2 separate regions of the Homo sapiens genome follow, and region 1 is linked to region 2. The links are chromatin contacts, found by Hi-C or POLR2A ChIA-PET in ENCODE. All regions are on one chromosome and are shown on one strand. Each heading gives the region's core, a stretch centred on a gene start or an enhancer-like site at or near the end of the contact. The rest is flanking DNA. Distances are from core to core; before and after follow the strand shown. Region 1 holds the start of GIMAP8 (GTPase, IMAP family member 8). Region 2 overlaps LOC728743 (zinc finger domain-containing protein LOC728743).

The links. A loop is a pair of places that touch in the nucleus more often than their neighbours do. ChIA-PET counts read pairs that join two places held with the same protein, here RNA polymerase II (POLR2A). Pooled maps may share reads with other maps.
Region 1: a map of naive thymus-derived CD4-positive, alpha-beta T cell shows a loop between it and region 2 (4-fold over the local background). The contact joins the promoter of GIMAP8 here to the enhancer-like site in region 2. A Hi-C loop is called at or near these places in 2 of 168 maps with a recorded cell type or tissue (PC-3 and naive thymus-derived CD4-positive, alpha-beta T cell) and 8 of 50 pooled maps. POLR2A ChIA-PET finds 5 or more read pairs at or near these places in 11 of 52 experiments (CD4-positive, alpha-beta T cell, CD4-positive, alpha-beta memory T cell, CD8-positive, alpha-beta memory T cell and 7 more).

The regions. Positions count from the first base shown.
Region 1 is chr7:150,447,220-150,451,962 of GRCh38, forward strand. GIMAP8 (GTPase, IMAP family member 8) reads left to right here and starts at 3,411. Exons shown (of 5, transcript NM_175571.4): 1 at 3,411-3,956. LINC00996 (long intergenic non-protein coding RNA 996) reads left to right here. Exons shown (of 4, transcript NR_034033.1): 4 at 1-921.
Region 2 is chr7:150,408,506-150,413,844 of GRCh38, forward strand. It overlaps LOC728743 (zinc finger domain-containing protein LOC728743), which reads left to right. Exons shown (of 3, transcript NM_001395976.1): 3 at 1,655-3,965. Among named protein-coding and RNA genes, the nearest start is that of LINC00996, 22 kb to the right of the region's middle. Within about 2 kb of position 1,251, at least 2 of the 41 ENCODE cell types and tissues checked have a DNase peak (open chromatin) inside an H3K27ac peak, as active enhancers do.

The DNA of each region.
Region 1 (4,743 bases), core at 2,161-4,660, 41 kb after region 2:
GCCTCTCAGCCCTCTCTCCATAAAGGCCACTAGAAAGTACTGTGATGCCAGGCTGCTCCACATCCAGGCAGCCTGGGTGACCACTGCCCTTTATGAGAATCAGAAAAAGCTGTCTCCCGAGTAGTTGGAATTACAGGTGCATGCCACCATGCCTGGCTAATTTTTGTATTTTTAGTAGAGATGGAGTTTCACTATGTTGGCCAGGCTGCTCTTGAACTCCTGACCTCAAATGATCCACCCGACTCGGCCTCCCAAAGAGCTGGAATTACAGGAGAAGCTAAACGTTTTAAAATAAGTATATTATTTCTGAATTACTATAACAGACATGGACTCCATTTGAACAAGATACTTAATTCCATCAAAAACTTGTCAAAATATACAAATTTAGTCACAAGACACTTTACTACCATCTACCAAAGCTGTAGTAAACACACACATTTTCCATCTTTGAAATGAAATAACGTATAATAATGTTTTCCAAAATAACAAAGATGTCTGCAGTGAATAGCACTCCCTTTGATGTGGCAACTGGGTCAATCGTGTTAACAACTGTGAATTCATCTTTTTAAGAAATTCTTTTATTGTTTCTTTTCTTTTCCGCGACAGTCTCACTCGTGTTGCCCCGGCTGGAGTGCAGTGGCGCTATCTTGGCTCACTGCAGCCTCCGCCTCCCGGGTTCAAGCAATTCTCATGCCTCAGCCTCCTGAGTAGCTGGGATTATAGGCACGTGCCACCACACCCAGCTAATTTTTTTGTATTTTTAGTAGAGACGGGGTTTGACCATGTTGGTCAGGGTGGTCTCGAATTCCTGACCTCAGTTGAGCCGCCGGCCTCGGCCTCCCAGGAAGTGCTGGGATTACAGGCATGAGCCACCAGGCCCGGCCTTATTGTTTCTATTTGTAATAAATCTGTTCCCCTTGCTGCTGTCTCTGCGTTAGTTCTCCTCATTTCTAGCTTGGGTGCTGCAGCAGCCTCTGACCGGTCCTTCTGTCTCCAGCCTGACTGCGTTTTCTCGCACCTGCTGGGCTGTCTTAGGGCCCCGATGCCGGTGGCGTTTGCCATTCTCCGTCTGCCTGAGGCGTCCTCCCTCCGTCATCTGACAGGCAAATGTTACAGCCCTTCAAGACTTAGGCATTACCTTTCCCGCGCGGCCTTCCCTTCACTGTGCCTTACAATCTTCTCCATGGCAGGACATAGTGAAACTCCGTCTCTACCACTCCGTCAGTACCTGCCACAGGAAATGGCGGGTTTACGGATTTGTTTATAAGTTTATTTCCCCAATTGGTTGTTTTTCCATCTTGCGGGGTTTACATCGTCTCCTCCTCACTTGCGTGGCAGCCTGGACGCATCTCTATCACAGCACATTACCTCGTTTCGTGACCACAGCGTAGTCTCTTCCCCATCCTCAGACTGAGTTAGGGCCCCTTTGAGTCAGGTATTTGCCTTGCTAATCTTTGTGCCCTCTGTGTCTAATACGGTGCTTGGTCCTGGTAGATTTCTCCTTGCTTGCATAACATGTGTCTTCCTGGCTTATTCGATTTCTGGAAGTCTAGAACTTCTCCCCAGTGTTTCACCTGCCTGCTGAGTCAGGGCTCTCGGCCCGCTGGGGAGCATTTTGCTGCACTTGTCATTAGCCACAAAGCCACTAGGGGGCAGGGAGCCCCCATCCTGCCTCAGATCGGTGCCAAACCAGAACCCGGCAGCCTGCCTTCTGCACGGAAATCAATTCTCTAGGAGCTGATTTGCTGAAAGATCATTTTGCAAAATGGTCAACTCAGCAAATAATCGACTTGCTGAATCTTTGAGGAGTTATTTGCAGCTTCAGTTTTACTTAGAGCAATCCCTGGATGCTTAATATTTCATTTAAGAATGAGTGAGCCTTTTCTTCTCTATTTTGGGGAAACAGTTTCTTGCTGAGCCTCTGCCTCTGTTAGTACCCCAGCGGGGATGAACTGCAGTACCTGGCTTCGGGTTTTTGTCTTTTCATTATAATGAGTTGGTTTTATGTGCGTTGACCTACTGTAAAGGAAGGGTGGGGTTCTTCCAAAATAGATCCTCTTTCAATGAGGAGACAGGTAGAGTGGGACATGGGAAGGGCTTTGTCAGCTTTCCCCATCAAGATGTGTCCTGTGTGTCCCCAAAGCTCTTCTTGAGCCATCCCAGCATAACCAGGGTTTCCCTCAGGTTCATAACAAGGTAGAGCAGTCCTCAAGGCTGGCGCATGAAGACCAGTCCAGGGGGAGGGTGGATCCCTCGGGATGTGATAGGCTGACAGCAGCTCCCCAAAGCCTGTGGTTTTGACTACTGTAGAGACTTCATATCTGAAGCATGCCCCTCTACTTCAGCCACCCCCACTGCTCCTCCTTCTGCGGGGTCCCTTTGGAAAGCTTAGCACCACCTCAGACATTTGGAAAACTAACTTGAGCTCCAGTCCCTCGAGGCCCTAGCCTCTGCATCCTGTGAAGAGGGCCCTGCTGTGCAGAGCGCAGAGGGTCCCGCACTCACTTGGATGAACCTCTAGGGCATTCTGCTCAGTCTCAGGAGGGCAGACACTGTGGGACTCCACTCACATGAGTATCTGACGTTGCCAAAAATCATAGAAACAGGCCGGGTGTGGTGGCTCACACCTGTAATCCCAGCGCTTTGGGAGGCTGAGGCAGGTGGATCACTTGAGGTCAGGAGTTCAAGACCAGCCTGGCCAACATGGTGAAACCCCGTTTCTACTAAAAATACAAATATTAGCCGTGTGTGGTGGCGGGAACCTGTAATCCCAGCTACTCGGGAGGCTGGGGCAGGAGAATTGCTTGAACTCGGGAGGTGGAGGTTGCAGTGAGCCGAGATCACACCATTGCACTCCAGCCTGGGCGACAGAGCAAGACTCTGTCTCAAAAAAAAAAAAAAAATCATAGAAACGGAAAGTAGAACGGTGGTTACCCGGGCTGGGGTTCGGGGAGGTGAGTTGGGGTGTAATGGGGAGAGTTTGGGTGCTGCAGGATGAAAAGTCCTGCAGATCTGGCACACAACCATGTGAATGTACTTTCTACTGTGGGCTATACACTTAGAAATGGTTAGGATGGTACTATTAATGTTACATCATTTTTACCCTAGTAAACATTTTTTAAGAAGTCTTCCTCCGTGTTTGACTTCCTTATGAAGTAGAGACCAGGTAGTTTGGACACTATGTTCTTTCACAAAAGGGATTTCATTTTGTGAAATATTTGAAAGCATCGAAGTCTAGCATTTCACGTTTTGCAAGCTGGGGAAAAGCATTCATTCCCTGAGAAGCAGCGTTGGTCTGTCAGGCTTGGAGTTCCCCGGGTTGTGGGTTTTAGGGAAGGGAAGGGAAGCGAGGAAGGACTTGTGAGAGGAAGTCCTAAAGGCCACTTAAGGGCACACAGAGGCCCGGAGCTGGCTTTGCTCAGAGCTTGTAGCGGCGCCACAATCTCTGTCCTCTCAGGAACAGGAACTGGCTTGACGTCCTTTTCCTGCCCTATCCAAGCCCCTGTTCTTGCAGCCCTTCTGAAGCTCAGCCTGGCACCGGCCCCGGCGCCCCAGCCCCTGGCCAAGCCTCTGCTGTCATTTCTCCTCCCTCCTCTCAGTCTGCAGCTGCGGGACGGGCCGGGCTCCTCAGTTTCTGCTGTGTTGTGACCCCACGAGGCGCTCAGCACCCAGGGAAGGCGCGTGTGTCCCCGATGCTGGCTCCTCCCTGAGCCCCGACGGCTCTCGAGGTTCTGAGCCTGTGGCCTGCACAGGGAACTTCCTCTCCGACTGCATTTATGCCTCTGTGGATGTGAAGGCTATTTCTAGAAATCTCTTCCTTTGCAGAAACACCCGAAACCCTCCTGCCAGGAAGACCAGGGCCTGGGAAGAGGGTCGCTCTCCGGCCATTCTCCCCTCACCCTCCTCACCTTCCTCACATCCTGTGCCCTGGGGGACCAGCAGCTGCTTCCACCCAGGTGAGAGATGGAGGGATAGAGCCAGGTGGATTGCGGAGCCTCGGAGACTGTGGGACGCCGTGGGACCCCATGGGACACGACCGCAGTGCATGTGTGACATGTGCACTCGTGTGTAGATGTGTGTGCACTGGTGCATGGCTGTGGGGGAGGATGGGCTTGGCACCGGGAAGGCAGCCTGCTCAGCCATGGGAGAGGAGGCTGGGTTGAATGGCAGGGTTGAATGGCAGAGTTGAATGGCAGGGGCCCTGGGAAGCTTTCCTCCTGGTCCAAAGCGTGTCTCCCCAGCCTGCTGGGGAGTAGATTCGGCAGGATGGGGACAGAGGCATATTCCCAGACATCTATGAGAGTGGCTGTCCTAAAAGAAGGCGTGTCGGGGAGTGGGTGTGAGCCCTGAAGAGGAGGAGGGCTGAGACTGGCAGAAGGGAGGAAGAAGCAGGCGGAAGCAGCCGGTCAGATGCCCCATGAAGCTAGATGGTGCCGCAGAGCAGCCCCCAGGAGGAAGCCAGCGGAGCTCCTCCCGCAAAGCAGGGGGTGGGGGATGCTGATTTTTCCACGTCTGCTTTTCTGATCTTTCCTGCCCCTTGCACAGTTAGGATTCTGTGAACTGGGCATTGGAGGGATTGGAGGGGTCAAGACCTTACCAAAAGCAATATTTCTGATTTCACCTACATTTCAGCCAACCTGGTCCTCAGCAGTTAACCTCTTCCCTTCCTCTTGATGGTTGCCCTGCTGGGCTGGGTCTAAGGTCTTCCCCACGCTGGGCTCTGGAGGCATCTCCAACCACCCT
Region 2 (5,339 bases), core at 1-2,500:
GGCCAGAGCCCCTCTCAGGGCTGGGAGTGGTGGGGGTGGAGTGCGTGGTGTTGATTCTTGATGGCAGGTGGGGCGGTCTGGGTACCGGGCTGTAGGTTTCTCTGTGATGAGCTGCTTACCGGATCTTCATCCCCAGAATGTCAGAGTTGAAAGAGACTTGGAGAGGCCACTTTCCACAAACCCCACGCCCAACCTCAGCCCCTAGGCCTCCTGGCTCCTGTACACACTCTCTGCTGTCCTTGAGATGTCATTTCACTTCATGTTTCAGTTTACTCATCTGTAAGTTGGGGATATAGATGAGGGACTCTTCCTCGCTGGGATATATTGCAGCTACTGGATGAGAGAGGGTGAGGTCACTGGTGCACAGAGCCTTAGTTGATTCTGCCACACCATGTGCCACTGACTGTGCCGGGCTGGGCTCTCCCAGAGACACACATGAGGACCGCAGGCCCTGACACGGGGTGCTCACACTCGGTGTGTGACGCGGGGCCAACCTACAAAGTGCTCTGGGGTGAGACCGAGGAGGGTGACTGGTTTCTCTTCGTCACCCAGGGGAGTTTGATGGCTTTGAACCAGGTCATGGGGACAAATAAAATTGTTCTAGGAAGAGCAAGTGTGTAGAAGGGTGTTTTCAAGGGAGGGGGGGTCCTGATAGTTCAGTGACTGTCTCCAGGTGTCCCAAGGGGAGGTTTGCCCTACAAAGGACTTCGTGGTCAGGGGGTGGGGACACTGAGATTTTTAATGAGATGAGTGCTATGATCTCAGACTTATGCTTTAGGAGGAGAATCAGAGGCACTGTGAGGACAGACTGATGTGGGAAGAGCTGGAGCCTCGAGGGGCTTGGGTCATCTGGGCAAGAGAACATAAGGCCCCCAGCTAAGAGGCCTGGCCAAGGTCTGGCAGTGAGAAAGGGGGCAGCCAGGACTCTGCTCCAGGACCTCTGGTTCCAAGCTGGCGCTCTGAGGCACGGGCCTCTTCAGCCTTTTGGCAGATGAGGAAACAGGTTTGCCAAGCTTGCCTACACCACAGTTGGTACTTAGGGGTACAACAGGTGGAAGCCAGGGCTTTGTTTTGGATTCTGAATCCCAGAACCTTTTAGCTTCACTGCTTAAAAAGTGGACGATGGAGCAGGGAGGATTTGGGGCCATGTGATAGGAGCTGGGGCAGGGGTGTTAGGGGTGGTACGGGTGTTTGAAGGGGACATGGCATCCCTGGGAGTGGTTTGGGAGGAAGGGAGCTGGGGCTTCGAGGGGACCTGCACATTCAGTCCTGTGCTGGGTGCTGGAGACTCGTCCCTCCCCACTGCCCCCTCTGCCCATCCTCAGTGCTATGTGGCTATGGCTCCTCGGAGACTGTCCTCTGCCTACCACTCCCAGGTGCTGTAGACTAGCATTGGTGGCAAAGATGAAATTAAACAGGGGCTTCGGACACCTGGAGTCAGTCACCAAAATGCCCTGAACCCAAGGTGTCTCATCTGTAAATGGGATTCGTAATCCTTGCAGTGCTTGGTAGGGGACAAAGAGGATTCATTCAAACCCTAGGACAGATTCAGGGTAGGCCAGCTGATCGCTCCCTCCTAGCCCCAGAGGGGTGGCTGGGCAGGGCCATGTCACGGCTCCACACCTGATCCTGATCTCTTTGTTTCTGTCGACAGTTGCAGAGTGGGCAGGATCTTAAGACCCGATAGGTGCAGAACCCATCTGGACACGGAGACCAGGAATGGAGTTCCATGGAGGCCTGGCTGGCACTGCACCCGGGCATGAGGACACATCCAGTAAGAAGACCTGCCTCAAGAGGTGCACTGCGGTGACCAGTGGAGGTGACTGGTTGGAGCCTGGAATTGGAAGCAGATTCCAAGCTCTGGTGGACAAACTCTCCAGGCCTGGTGGGAATCACAGCTGGGGCAGACCTCATCCTGGCTGCCTGGCCACAGGCCCCCACTCTCTGCCACTGGTGGTAGGACGATGCCTGTGTGGAGAGCTGGCTTCTCTGCTCCCGCCTGGTCCACCACTTGGCTAGAGTTCAGAGACAGGAAGTGATTGGTCTAAGCTAACACAGCAAGTTGGTGGCAGACCTGGTTCTAGAGGCAAAACCTTCTTCCAGATGTGAATGAAACCTGCAGGCTTCATTTTCCTTTCTGAGCAGTGCTTCTTAGCTCTTTGGAGACACGAAGCCCTTGGAAAATCTGATGAAGGTTACGGACCTTCCCTAGGAAAACAGATAACTGACGTAGACTCAAAAACCCCAAGCAATTTCAGGAGCCACTGGACTCCCTGAATGAAACCCATCCCTGGACTCCAGGCTAAGAACCTCAGCCCTGGGGACTTCACCTGCTGCCCTTTCCTTACCTGTCACACATTGAGCCCCGAGTCAAGGCCACTGTACAAGTAGTGCCCCTCCCTCCCCCTGGCCAAGCCTCCTTCCCTTGTTCAGGAATAAAGAATTCCGAGGAGCCCTTTTTAGTCATTCCCTTCTCCCAGACCTAACGAATGGTGCGTCAGGTTTCTGGAGCCTCATTTCCCTTCCCCAGACATTGGCAGAGGTCCCTTGGGCTAGATTTTCTCTTCTGGTTTTGTTTCTTGTTCTGCCTGACTGGCCGCTGGCTTCCACAAAGGAGCCCTTTGCTCCTGGCCTGGGCTCTGATTTCACTGTGTGGTCTCAGGGGAAGCTGGACTGCTGTGGACGCTGGTGGGAGCTTGAGTCTGGTCTGAGTCTGCCCCAGGGAGAAAGAATCCTGCTTCCACCAACCAAGCCCAGTCAGCGGTTCCTCCCAGCTGGCCAAGTGTTCAGCCCAGTGGGCTGGGGAGGAAGAGGATGAGGGCCTCGCTCCTGGTGCCTGTGGCTCTGGGCAGGGTGAGAGGTCGGTGGAGGATCTTTCTGTGTGTTCTCTGAGTATGCAGCAGTGCAGTTGAAGGGAACAGGGCCCAGGCAGGCAGCAGGGCAAGGACTCCTCCCATCTTCACACCTGAACCAGTCAGCCTGGAAGCTACAAGTTCTCACCTGCCTCCCCAGAATGAACATCAGAAAAGGCAAAACTGACCAGGGCTGGGATGGGTTTGGGTCAGCGTGGTTGGAGGGCAGCCTGTGGATCCCTGCACTGGAGTCTTGCTGTCTTCGATGCAGGTTGGATCATACATTGTTACCTCCTACTGTATGCCTCACCCTGGAATAGCAGAATGCTCAGGGGGAGATCCGAGAACGAGAAGGTGCTCCCAGCCCCAGGAGCTTCCAGTCTGGCTCTGATCCTTGGCCGACCTAGAGGAAACCTCCACACACGCCCCTTTTGTGCTAATGGTGCAGTTTGTGTCCCCCTCTGCCCATCACTGTGCTGTGCTTGTTCCTGCCTCTGTGCCTTCCCCTATACTGCTCGGACATGTCCCCTTTCCTCTCCTCTACCCAGCTAAGCCCTTCTGATCCACGGGGCCCGGCTTCCCAAACCACCCAGCCCACATTCCTCCTTCCTGCTCCGAACAGGTCCGGTGTGAGCCCCTGCCCCCGAACTGCGTGCTGTCCCATGGACGCTCCAGTCTCTTCCGTGTGTGTCTTGAGTCCCTAACTAGACAGTTAGCTCCCTGAGGGCAAGGGACTGTCATTTCCTCTTGAGTCCTACCAGGGTCTAGCACAGGACTGGGCTCCTAACTCTCAGGAAACACTTGTCGGCTGACTGGTGCCTCAAGCGCTGGAGCTTGTCGGTGGCCGGTAATGGGCAGTGCACGTGGGGAGAGGGTATGTGAGTTAACTCAAGGGTGCCTTTTCTTGGGCTGTGGGCTGGCTCCCCTGGGTCAAAAGTGGATGTCGGAGGCCTCAGGCTCTTACCTCCTTGGGGCAGTGGGAGCATCAGGGACCCCCACCCCCACCCCGGCTCTGCAGGAGTGCACGGAAGTGGTCGTCCAGCCTGGATATTTCTACAGGTTGCTGACTCCTGCGGGAGCTGACTGAGTGGAATAAATGTTCTCTCAACATCAGCTTGTGTAAGGAGTGGTCATTTGGGGCTTAGCGGGGAGCAGGGTGGTGGCCTCTGTCTCTGCCTCCATCATCTCTTGAGGAATTATGTTTCAAGGTTGCCTGGTGACCAAAGACCCTAGAAGACACACATCAGAGCCTCAGTGACGAGCTATTGTAGGCTTCTGGCACCTGCACAGTGACTGCCCTTTGCACCTGACTCACACATATAGGGGCTGCAGCCCTTGCTGCCTGCGCAGCCCACGGTGAGGCCAGACTTGCCGAGAAGCGTCGGACGGTTCCCTCAGTGCTTGAGCAGTGGACGGCTAAGAGTGCTTGAGTCGGGAGACCAGGCCCCTGTGCTGGTCTGTCTCCAATGGGAGGTCTCGGCCAGGCACATGCCTCTCCTGAGGTTAGTCCCCTTCCCTGCTCCTCTTCCTTATGGCGTTGTGAGAAGCAAACAAGTAGATATGGAAAGGACGCGAGTGCACAGCGTGGCACAGAGACTCTACCATTGCTCTTTGGGCCTCCCCACCGAGTAGGACCTGGCTGAAGACCACCTCTCGCAGAGCGCTCTGGACAGCTGACCTTCTGTCCTGCCCGCCGCCGGGTGGCCGTGAGACCTGGGTAAGTAACTTCCTTCCCGTCAATGGAATGCCTGGCTGGAGTGCGGTGGGCTCGCTTTGGCACCGTGACCCTGTGCTGCGTCGTCTGACTCTGACTTCTTCTATGGCCTCTGTCAGCCAGGAGGGTCCTGTGAGTAAGGAACTTAGGGACTGCACCTTTGAAACGTGGGTGGGTGATGTTGGGAGTGAATCAGGCAGGGTTCTGTGTTCAACTCAGATTTCAAAAAAGGAAATGATGAGCTCGTGTAAGTGAAAAGTACAGTGACTCGATGGTCACACGGACCCAGCCAGGAAGAAGCCGGCAGCTCAGCCTTCTGCCTGGCAGCTTCCAGTCCTTCTCTAATGGATCTGAGACAGCGGAGGGTCCTACTCTTGTTGGCCCGAATCGGGTCAGTGCCCGTTACTAGACCCGTCTCAGTGGCCAGGGGAGTGCAGGGTTCTGCAAGGCCTTGTCACACGCGCACCTATGGCCAAGGGGGCTCAGCTGCACCTAGAGTCCATGTGCTGGGAGTGGGAAGGTTTTGTTCAGCAGAGGAAAGCCAGAGATGAGAAGATGGGTGGATGGACTCCAGGCAGCAGACCCACACTCTTGCTATGGGGACTGGGTGGAGGTGGAGCAGGGAGAAGCCGGGCCAGCAGCGTTGGTGTCACCTGGGAGTTGTTAACGCACAATGGCAATTCCCACCCCAGACTCCAGTCAGAAACTGCATGTGCTCAAGATCCCAGGCGGACAGCATCTGCTGTCAGACCCAGCGCCACTTTGCCATTGCC